3 separate regions of the Homo sapiens genome follow, and all the other regions are linked to region 2. Evidence: chromatin contacts called from ENCODE Hi-C or POLR2A ChIA-PET data. All regions are on one chromosome and are shown on one strand. Each heading gives the region's core, a stretch centred on a gene start or an enhancer-like site at or near the end of the contact. The rest is flanking DNA. Distances are from core to core; before and after follow the strand shown. Region 1 overlaps TBCD (tubulin folding cofactor D). Region 2 overlaps QTGAL (queuosine-tRNA galactosyltransferase). Region 3 overlaps LOC101929650 (a long non-coding RNA gene).

What was found. Hi-C counts contacts between places; a loop is a spot of excess contacts on that map. ChIA-PET counts read pairs that join two places held with the same protein, here RNA polymerase II (POLR2A). Pooled maps may share reads with other maps.
Region 1: a map with no recorded cell type shows a loop between it and region 2 (2.3-fold over the local background). The contact joins two enhancer-like sites. A Hi-C loop is called at or near these places in 2 of 168 maps with a recorded cell type or tissue (CD4-positive, alpha-beta T cell and OCI-LY7), 1 of 37 single-sample maps with no recorded cell type and 6 of 50 pooled maps. POLR2A ChIA-PET finds 5 or more read pairs at or near these places in 1 of 52 experiments (CD8-positive, alpha-beta memory T cell).
Region 3: a pooled map shows a loop between it and region 2 (4-fold over the local background). The contact joins two enhancer-like sites. A Hi-C loop is called at or near these places in 5 of 50 pooled maps. POLR2A ChIA-PET finds 5 or more read pairs at or near these places in 3 of 52 experiments (CD8-positive, alpha-beta T cell, activated naive CD4-positive, alpha-beta T cell and activated naive CD8-positive, alpha-beta T cell).

What each region holds. Positions count from the first base shown.
Region 1 is chr17:82,785,648-82,789,005 of GRCh38, reverse strand. All of the region lies in intron 7 of TBCD (tubulin folding cofactor D), which reads right to left. Among named protein-coding and RNA genes, the nearest start is that of TBCD, 35 kb to the right of the region's middle. RefSeq lists an enhancer at 1,444-1,493. Within about 2 kb of position 1,430, at least 6 of the 41 ENCODE cell types and tissues checked have a DNase peak (open chromatin) inside an H3K27ac peak, as active enhancers do.
Region 2 is chr17:82,984,602-82,988,011 of GRCh38, reverse strand. The region is part of intron 6 of QTGAL (queuosine-tRNA galactosyltransferase); the gene reads left to right. Among named protein-coding and RNA genes, the nearest start is that of QTGAL, 65 kb to the left of the region's middle. RefSeq lists enhancers at 1,605-1,899, 3,304-3,410. Within about 2 kb of position 1,796, at least 4 of the 41 ENCODE cell types and tissues checked have a DNase peak (open chromatin) inside an H3K27ac peak, as active enhancers do.
Region 3 is chr17:83,198,570-83,201,996 of GRCh38, reverse strand. The region is part of intron 2 of LOC101929650 (a long non-coding RNA gene); the gene reads right to left. LOC105371948 (a long non-coding RNA gene) reads right to left here. Exons shown (of 3, transcript XR_933965.3): 3 at 2,011-2,194. Among named protein-coding and RNA genes, the nearest start is that of METRNL, 120 kb to the right of the region's middle. Within about 2 kb of position 1,501, at least 30 of the 41 ENCODE cell types and tissues checked have a DNase peak (open chromatin) inside an H3K27ac peak, as active enhancers do.

The DNA of each region.
Region 1 (3,358 bases), core at 181-2,680, 200 kb after region 2:
TGAAACAGTAGGGTGCTGTTCCCCAAATCTGAAGAGAAATCAAAGCCTAAATGTGAAATGTTTTAGATAATCAGCTGTCTTCTTTCATCTTCAAAGACTGACTGTGCTAATTAGCCTCACACCAGCCTCTGCGGTGAGAGGTCTGCTGCTTCCCTCCCAGGTGGGGCGGGCGCTGGTGCTCACCCTGGCCTCAGGTCACAGGAGAGACGGAGTCAGCAAAGGGCCTGGGCACAGCTCACAGCAGCTCAAGCCCTGGTTCCCGGCCCACACACTCTTGGCCACAACCACTCCTACTTGGGGACCTGGCTGCTTTTATTAACTATAAAAAAGCAGAGTGGCTTCAGCACCTCTCTTCACAAGGGCCGAGCGGGAGCTGGGAGTGAGGCTGACAGTGCCAGCGTTCTTTGGCTTTCTTGGTTTTTAATGCTGTTGTGTGTGACTATTTTATCCTTTAACAAGAGTTGTGCTTTTGTCAATGATAAAAATAAAAAGAAACCGCACTGCAAAGGGGAGACTCGAGCCTAACAGCCGATAAGGGGAAGAGCATCCTATTACCACTTTCATAGTCAACAGCCCCGTCTCGCAGTCCGAGTCCCCCAGCCCCGCCGCCGCCTCCCAGCCATTGTGAGAACACACAGGGAGAAACCCACTCCACACAGTCGACAATCTTCCAATCAGAGCACTAGAAACCAAGAGAGCACAACTATCAATCAGCAAGCAGAGTCACACATGAAATGACAGCCATTTTCCTTTTTGTAAATTTTTTTTTAGATGGAGTCTTGCTCTGTTGCCCAGGCTGGAATGCAGTGGCGCCATGTCGGCTCACTGCAACCTCCACCTCCCGGGTTCAAGCGATTTTCCTGCCTCAGCCTCCCAAGTAGCTGGGATTACAGGCGCGCACCACCATGCCCAACTAATTTTTTGTATTTTTAGTAGAGACAGGGTTTCACCATGTTGGCCAGGCTGGTATCAAACTCCTGGCCTCAAGTGATCCACCTGCCTCGGCCTCCCAAAGCGCTGGGATTACCGGCATGAGCCACTGTGCCCAGCCCATTTTCCATTTTTAATGTGTTTTTCTCCTTCCTTGAATTTCCTCAATTTGCATTAATCTTAATGCTTAAATTGGGACTAAACCAAAGCGTGTTTTTAAAGCTGAAGTACAGGGGCCTTCCAGGGAAATTACATTGCCAAACACTTGCTTCCCTCCCACAGGAGTTAAAAACCCTCACTGCAAGGGAACTACGCTTCGAGGGAAATGAAGATCAAATCCTGGTTTCGATGGTACTTGTTGAGAGTTCACCTGTTTCGCCCACAGTAATGAACAGGTGGATGACAATGAAGCCAAGTGCATCAAAGGAAACAGATGAAACCCTAAGCAGAATCCACCTGCAAGTTTCATCATGTACAGCAGGCGCCCGGCCTCTGCCTGCAGCTCTGCCAAGCCCAAGGTGAAACCTCCCACCCGCTCAGCACCCAGCACGACTTCCTCCTGCTGAGGCAACCTGGATCAGACCAAACGGACCCTTCCAAGAGACAGAAGGAAACAACACACATGACTCTGGAAAGACTCGAGATGCTCCAGCAGCCGCCCAGGGCTTCAGACGCTCTGGAAGGGACGTGCTGGCCCCAGGAGCTGCCAGAAGCCCGGCCCCGCCAGGCGTTGCTTCACGGCAGTTTCATTCATTCCCTTCCCAGGGATTTCAGCCGGCTGCGTCAGACAATTGCTCACTCTTGCTGAGGGCAAATCTCTGAATAGTTCTGAGGTGCTGCTGCCAAACCGCCTGGGTGCTCTGCCCTAAACGGCAGGACAGCACGCCTCACTCTTTGCCAGCATATGCCGGGGGGTGGCACAGGGCTCGGCTCTCCTAAGCCTTTGAGAAGACCGTTTTACACCTCGGGAGGAAGGGGAAAAACGAATGTCTCTCCACCTCAACGTGGAACTTGGAGATGTCAAAATAAAAAGCACTTCCCCACTCCTGGCTGGTTTGACTTTGCTACAGGAATTCCCACCTGTCCCAGCAGCTAGGAGGGGAATGGGGCAGCGAGCCGTCCCGCCCACCCACCCTCTGGGTATTCCAAATGCAGGCTGTGCAACACGTGTCTCCCACTTGGGATGGAAGAACAGAAAACTTGGGAACAATCTAGAGAAAACCAACAAGATCATCAAAAAAAAAAAAAAAAAAAGTAAAGAACCGAACCCACAACAAAGAAACTGCAGAACTAGACACATGTGGCCACAAGACCCTCCCAAGCCGAGAAGGACTCGGAGCCCTGCACCCAGGGGACACCGTGGAGCCCTCCAAGGCAGCCTGAACGCAGTGGCCCACAGCCCCTCACCAGGAGGCTGCCTCTCCCACAGCCAGCCTGGCCAGAAGGTGGCACGCCTCACCTGCCTGCAAGTCCCTGGGCAGCCACAGCTGGCTCCAGCCCCAAGGCTGGGATATCCTGCTGACCCAACAGCATGGGGTGGGGACGGCAGAGGAGGGGAGGCTCCCAGGCCAGGCTGACGAGAGCTGCAGGAGACCCCTAGAAGCCCGTTAAGAGACCGGACAGAGATCAAATTTGCCTCCCCTCCCAAAGCAGCACCCACACTCGGGGCAGGGCTAACGGCCTCCCCTGCAGAGGCACCACACTCGGGGCAGAGCCATTGGAGACAACCAGCTCTGGTCACATCCTGTTAGACCTCCCATTTGCTCCCCTGACCTGAGATGTTTTTCCCCCACAGCACTGAGTTTTATTAGGGATTTCATTAAGGTTAAATTTCTAAGGATGAGGGAATCCTAGAGGGCAGAGAAGCCCTCGAAGCCACCTCAGATCCTGTGAGCCACAGGTTCTACGGTGGGATCGCCACCTGGTTCCAGGTGCAGATGATTATAAGGACACTGCTTTGGCCCCACGGGCTGGTAGGCTGGTTAATTCTTCCCCACCCAGAACACGATCATGAAGGCCGTGAAGCTGAAGAGCTGCTTACACAATATTCCAAGAAGCAGGTGTGCGGGACATATCCACATGGATCCTGACACACATGTAGGTGCCAACATTGTCATTTCACCAGTCCAACCTCAGGCCAGGTGGTCCCAGTCACAGCATGGACCCCCTCCCACTGCGATGGGTCGGGTCCAGTGGTCCCAGTCACACAGCATGGACCCCCCTCCCGCTGCGATGGGTCGGGTCCAGTGGTCCCAGTCACACAGCATGGACCCCCCTCCCGCTGCGATGGGCGGGATCCAGTGGTCCCAGTCACACAGCATGGACCCCCCTCCCGCTGCGATGGACGGGATCCAGTGGTCCCAGTCACACATCATGGACCCCCCTCCCGCTGCGATGGGTGGGATCCAGTGGTCCCAGTCACACAGCA
Region 2 (3,410 bases), core at 547-3,046:
CCTAGGAATACAGCTAACAAGGGAGGTGAAGGACCTCTTCAAGGAGAACTACAAACCACTGCTCAAGGAAATAAGAGAGGACACAAACAAATGGAAAAATATTCCATGCTCATGGATAGGAAGAATCAATATCGTGAAAATGGCCATACTGCCCAAAGTAACTTATAGATTCAATGCTATTCCCATTAAATTACCATTGACATTCCTCACAGAATTAGAAAAAACTACTTTAAAATTCATGTAGAACTGAAAAAGAGCCTGTATAACCAAGACAGTCCTAAGCAAAAAGAACAAAGCTGGAGACATCACACTCCCTGACTTCAAACTATACTACAAGTCTACAGTAACCAAAACAGCATGGTACTGGTACAAAAACAGACACATAGGCCAACAGAACAGAATAGAGATCTCAGAAATAAAACCACACATATACAACCATCATGGTTTTTGATGGATCTTGTCCAAAGACTTAGGTTGTCCAACAGAATATTTCAGATGACAGGAGCTATTTCTTTATGAATACGGTTCATCTGCTCATTAACCGTTATACCCATGTGACTGTCATTAGTGTACTTGAGTGTTTATGCTTGTAAAAATGTGTGTGTTAGTATTGTCTGTTTTATTGTGTAAAGTGGCCTATGAAGCATGCTGTCATGTTTTTGTACATTTCTCAAATAAGTCTTCTTTTTAAAATTGTAAGCAAATGTCTTTCAAATCATTATTTATTTTTTCCTTTTTCTCGCTAACATTTGAGATAAAGAATTTTTTAAATTTTTATGGACACATAGTAGGTGTATATAATTATGGAGCACATGAGATATTTTGATAAAGGCATGCAAAGTGTAATAACTATATTAGGGTAAATGGGGTAAAGAATTTTTAAAATTATTTTTTCAAGAACTACATTTTTCAGGATTGTGATTTGGGGGATTTTAGACTTTAGGGATTTTGATCTTTCAGGATTTCAACATCCTGGATTATGGTGTTCGAGACTGTGTCAGCCCCACTCCAGGGCAGGAGAAAGGCACTCTGCCTCGTGGGGGTATGGTCAGGTTAGTGGGACAGGGAGGAGCGGGGGCAGCCAGCTGCACACCTCAGTCCAAGAGGAGAAAGGTGCTCTGCACCCCATGAGGGGTGCCAGGACGTCCACCTCTAATAGCGAGGTTGTGGGAGTAATACGCCCCAACATTACGGATTTCTTGTGATCGCACCATGTAATGAAATGCTTTCTGAATTTTGAAAATGTAATTTTGATCTGCAGTAAAACTGAAACCTTAGTATAAGGATCACTGGCTTCTAACGTTGGTGCTGTTTATGATGACGGCATCAACTATTCCATTAAGTGAGTTCACAGTGATCAGGGTTCCTTGATGAGCTTTGCTTTCCGCATCAAATCTGCTTCACCAGCTTTCAAGTTCTATTCCATAACATCCTGTGTCACGCGGAAAAGCGGGGGAAGAAAAAGACCTTCTTCCATTTAGATTTACTTTTTACATTTGGAGAAGATGAATATTCCATTGATGGCCTCTTACAGGTACCAGTGGTTAAAGCGTGGGGAAGCGAATTTGTTTTCCTGCTTTTAAAGCGATTTCCTTACTTCCAGCCCAGCTTGTGGGTATAGCCTGTCCTCTCCCAACACACCTGGCATTGCACGGGAGCCTCCAGCCAGCAGCGTATGGTGGGGGCGGAGGGGCGTGGAGGTGCCTGCCAGATGTTGACGATTACCAAGGAACAGAGGCTGCTCTGTGGCCACGGGGTCGGGCTGCCGCAGAGCAGCTATTTCCTGTCTGCACCGGCGGCAGCAAGCCCAAACTGTGGGCTGCAGCCGAGTTCACGGGCACAAAGTCACCTTTGTGAGTGTCTGGTGCAGCTTCCTGGCTGGGAAGCGGAGAGGGTCCCCCACGTTGAAAGGGTGTGCAGAGTCCCTCGCCCTGAGCTCCTGGCCCGGTGTCAGGTTTCTGAGCAGGGCTCCTGAAGACAGCATGAGGGCTTTGATCCCAGGCACTCAGCACTTGGAGTGCACAGAGAACAGGCCCGGACCCTCCTGAGGAGCCCTCCTGGGTCCTCCCATCACCAGAGTTCAGAGATTCTGGGATGTGCCACTTCTTCAGGGACACACACTTTCCTGGAATACACGATGATTTTTAATGCTTTTCTTAAAGAATGCCAGCTGTCTCACGGGGCAGGGAAATGGAAAACCTCGTAAGGCCTCTCTTCTTCTTAACTGGGAAGTAAAAATTCCATATTCATTGTGGAAGCTTTTGGCCTCCGATCAACCCTGGGCTCCTGATTTTGGTTTTCCTCTTTGGAGATTCAGTCCCGCGTATTAGGGCAGTGGGAGGCGTGGGGTCGCCGCAGCCTCAGGACCTGCTGAGCACGGGCTTCTGCTGCTTTTGATTCTTGGGTAGCAGGAGTCACGTGAAAACGGTGCCACTAAACACCAAGGATGTAATTGAAGTGGAGGAGGCACAGTTTGAACCAGAAATTCATGTTCCGAATCGAGGGGTAACATGAAGACCCAGTCATAACAAATAAATCAGGTAGGTCCTCTTAGATAGAATTTTCCTTTAGCAAGTTAGTGGGAATTAACGTGTGAAGTTCAAAGAAGAGATCTCATTTAAACCATTTCTCAGCTGTTACATTAACAGAAATCACTTCCAACTATTTTAATAAGGTAACTCAGCCACCAAGTCAAGTTTTATGTTCATTGTCTGAGTCACATTTGTGATGTGGGAAGTGGCATATTTTGATTTGACTTTTGATGTGTCTGTTTGACATGCCTGATGGGATAGTCACCACATACAACGTTAAATCAGAGCTGTGTAAAATTAACACTGCTAATTCTAAACAAACCGAAAGGTGAAAGTTGTCTATGCCAGTGGCCTGGGGTGGTGCCTGCCTGAAAGCGCCCCTGTCTGAGACAGGCCCTCTTTGTACCTTCTGTCCCTTCCCCAGGGGGCTGCATCTCCTGATTCCAGGGAGGCCCAAAGGGGAGGCATGGGCAGAACCGCCACCCGGCTTCCCAGGTTGCCTTGGGCCCTTCTGGAAACTCGAGGGAGGGGGTCCCAGCAGGGCCACGAAGGGGACTCAGAGGTCCTGGCAGCTTGAAGGAAGTGGACAGGGCTGAGATGCATGCTCCTGCTCTAGCTACCCGGGGTGGGCCGCACTCACCAAGAAGGGAAGGCAGACAGTGGTGTGACGCGGACCCCTGCTGCCCTGCACGTCTCCTGGGGGGATCCCTGCTTCCCCGCCGTCCCAGCTCAGGCCCCCATAAAGGAACACTACAGACAGGGCAGCTTAAACAACAGACATTTGTGTTCTTAAAGTTCTTGGGTCTGGAGGTCCAAGCTCAGGCTGCTGGCAGGGTGGGTTCCTCCTCATGCCTCTCTGTGGCTTGCAGATGGCACCCT
Region 3 (3,427 bases), core at 252-2,751, 210 kb before region 2:
GTGAGTTACGGCTTCTGGAGGCACAAGGATGGGCCGAGGTCACCAGGCCTTGCCTGTCCACCTTACCTACCCTGAAGTGCATGACCTTTCTTAGGGACAGAGCCTCTCTAGTTAATCTTAGAGCCTGGCCAGGAGCCCAGGATGGGGCAGCATGGGGCACAACACTTACTAGATGGTCAGGCGAGGGGAGCAACTGGGACCCTCCCCTCCAGTTCGAGCCATGTGTGTCATGTATGTGCATGTACATGTGTGTATGTAATGTGAAGTCAGATGTGTGTATGTGTGCATATGCAAGGACATGCTAATGTGTGTGTGCATGTACACGTGTGAATCTGTGCAAGCACATACAAGTGTGCATGGGCGTGGACATGTATGTGCATGCATGTGGAAGTAAGTGTACAGGTACAGTCTGAATCTGTGTGTGCACACACAAGTGTGCATGGGTGTGGGCATGTGTGTATGTGCATGCATGTGGAAGTGTGGAAGTGTACAGGTACAGTCTGAATCTGTGTGCACACATAAGTGTGCATGGGTGTGGGCATGTGTGTATGTGCATGCATGTGGACGTGTGTGAGTTGCCCTAGCACATGTTTGTACATATGCTTGTGTGCACCCATGCTAGGCTGCTCTCCCTCCTGGTTCTCTTTCAGGACAGGCCAAGTGAACCAGGGCGAGCTCTTCTCTCCCTCTGACGGCCCCTCCACAGGAGAGGGACCTGGGACCAAGGTTCCTTCAGCCATCAGACCCTAAGTCTCAGGGCACAGGGTCAGAAAGCTTCTAAGGACCCATGAAAATATAGAAACTGGGTGAAATTAACTCTTATTGGCCCGACATATGAAAAGAAAATTGCTTTTGAGCTTCCAGGAGATCTTCTCAGGTTTTGTTTTGGGGATTTCCTGGGAAGGGCATGTTTCCAAACAAGACTCTTGCCGTCTGCTCCCCCGGAGCTCCCCAACCAGCCAGGAGAGGCCACTGGCAGGGAAGAAGGTCCAGCCCAGCACAGACTCCCCAGGGAGGGCCCCAGCCCAGTGGAAGGACCATGGAAACCATGTCAGTCTCCCTCAGCGGCTGCCCTGGGTTGACATGTCCCCTTAGGGATCTCAGGCTCTCAACCCTCTAGTCAATTCTGAGCTGAGTTTTTCTGGAGCTTTATATTCAACTCTGACTTTGCTTCCCTTCACCTCTACTCCCCACCCTAGAAATAGAAACCTGAGGTCAGGAAGTGCTGAGGGTCCTTGGGTTTGGTGTCGGGGAAGACACCGTGCTGACTCGAACCCACTAGGCCTGGAGCCCAAAAGTCCCTTCTCTGTGACCTGCGACAAGCCTCTACAGCCACGTCTCCTTCCCTGTGGTAACCGAGTGACACCAATTGGCTCCCAGCCACCGCTGGGCCTCAGGCAGTTGCAGTGGCTTCGGCACTGGCTTTGCTGAGCCAGTGACAGCGACGGCACCTCCTGGATGTGAAATGTGCCAACACCCTGGCCTCGGGGACCGTACGGCGTGGTGTGAAATTTCTGTTTTAACGCTCCATGACCACATAGGTCTTGGCTTTTTATGAGTAAAGCAGAGACCGTGTTGTACCCAAGCTCTCTGGGTGGCACCCACAGCTTCCTCAGCGGGGTAACGGTGACGGGTGGACAACTGGCCCACAGGCAAACTGCACGTCCCCCACGGCGAGCATCTCTGAGCTGCACTGACCAGTTCAGGCCCATGCGTCACCGGCATTTTTCTGAGCCAGCTCCTCTGGTTCATGAGAAGGTCTGAATTCAAGAAATGAACGCCCAGCAATTAGCAATGTCCACAGAATCAAAGGAGCATGGTTTTAGTTGTCCTCCCAGGCAGCTTTGCCAGTCCGGGTATGAGGTAAAGCCAGAGGGACCCTGCCTCACCCACGCGCCCCAAGAGGGGTCCAAGGACCACCGACTGTCCCCACTTCCCTGGAACTGAGGATGAGGCTGATTCATGTGTTTCCTGTGACGGCCACGACATCATCATATCCGCTCGGAGAACTATTTTTAACTGATTTATGTATTTCTTGTATGAGGAAGACACCAACTTCTCCTTTAGTCAGTTTTACAGGAAAGTACTGCAGCTGTGCTCAGCTCAGCAATATTAATCGCCACAGAGCACCCTCCGAAGTCTTGCAAAAATTAATAAAGTTGGAAATATGAGTCAGGTTTGGATGCCACTCATTCTGAAAAAGAAGAAACTCAATAATAGTTACCTTCTCCTGTAGAATCAACGAGCCCAGTTTGCGAAAGAGCACCCTGTGTCTTTAAATTTCCGTGGCGTGCCCACAGAGGAAGGTGTTCCGACCTCTGCTGCCGCTGCAGCTCCGGGGCACTGACCACACAGAGCTGGTTTCTGCACTTGCATCGCTTGCCCGAGAGCTAGTCACCGCGGGCGTGGGCGAGGCTGCCAGGGGCCACCTGCCTGCCAGAGCCAGGGTGCCTATCTTTAAGGCCAGGGGCTCCTGAGGACACAGACACTTCCCTCCTCTTTCAGACAAGGACAAGCTCAGGGACATGGGTGGTTTGGGCTCAGGCTGACCGGGAAAGACACGTAGAAAGTTTGGTGTGCGCTCTGGGTTGTGGGGGCCCGGCGGGAGGGTGGGCTTCAGGATCCCGTCCCAGGACGCGTTCATTCAGCGGCACTCACACCCCCAGCACCTGCTCCCGGCGGGTGCCGAGGCTTCTTTCACTCTTCTTAGCATCTCCCCATCACTCACTTGACTCCAACCAACAGCCACTTATGTACCAGCTACGCGCCAGGTTGCTGAACAGCTCTGAGCAATTAAAGGGCAGCCAGGAGCAGCTGGGAGAGGAGGGGCTGGAGGAGGAAGAGGGGTCCAGGACCCAGGGGCTCACGGGGCATCCCGAAGTCTTTGTGGAGACCTAGGGTTGGGGCTGCAGCAGGGGGTCGGGGGGCAGCCAGAGATCCCGGTAGACCCGGGAGGGGCCTGATCAAGGAGAAGGAGGGGCCACAGAGCCAGGGTCAGGACAGACTGTGAGGGGGCCTCTTGTTGGGACAGCGTCCCCTCGGAGCAAGAGCCCGGGGCGTGTGGCCGCCTCACTGTGACCTCCGGCCGTGCAGGCCTCTGGGGAGGGTGGAGATGTTTTCCCCTTCTCAGAGCACGCAGGTGTTACCTGCCCACAGAGTAGGAAGTGGGGTGCTGTCACCTGCACCGCACAGGTGAGGAAGCTGAAAACCCAAGACCCAAGCCATTTGGTCTCACTCTGGCTGAATCACCTGGAGGCTTTGGGAAACAGATTTTCTTCCCCCTTCCAGCCTTACCGCCACCCTCCTCTCTTCTAGAAGAGGCAAGAAGAAGCGGGGGTGGGGGTGCAGGCCGAATTGCCTGGAGGTTAGGGGGACCCTCAGCACCTGAGTCAGGGCTCTGTGAGACCCCCTGGTTCTTCGCTCACTG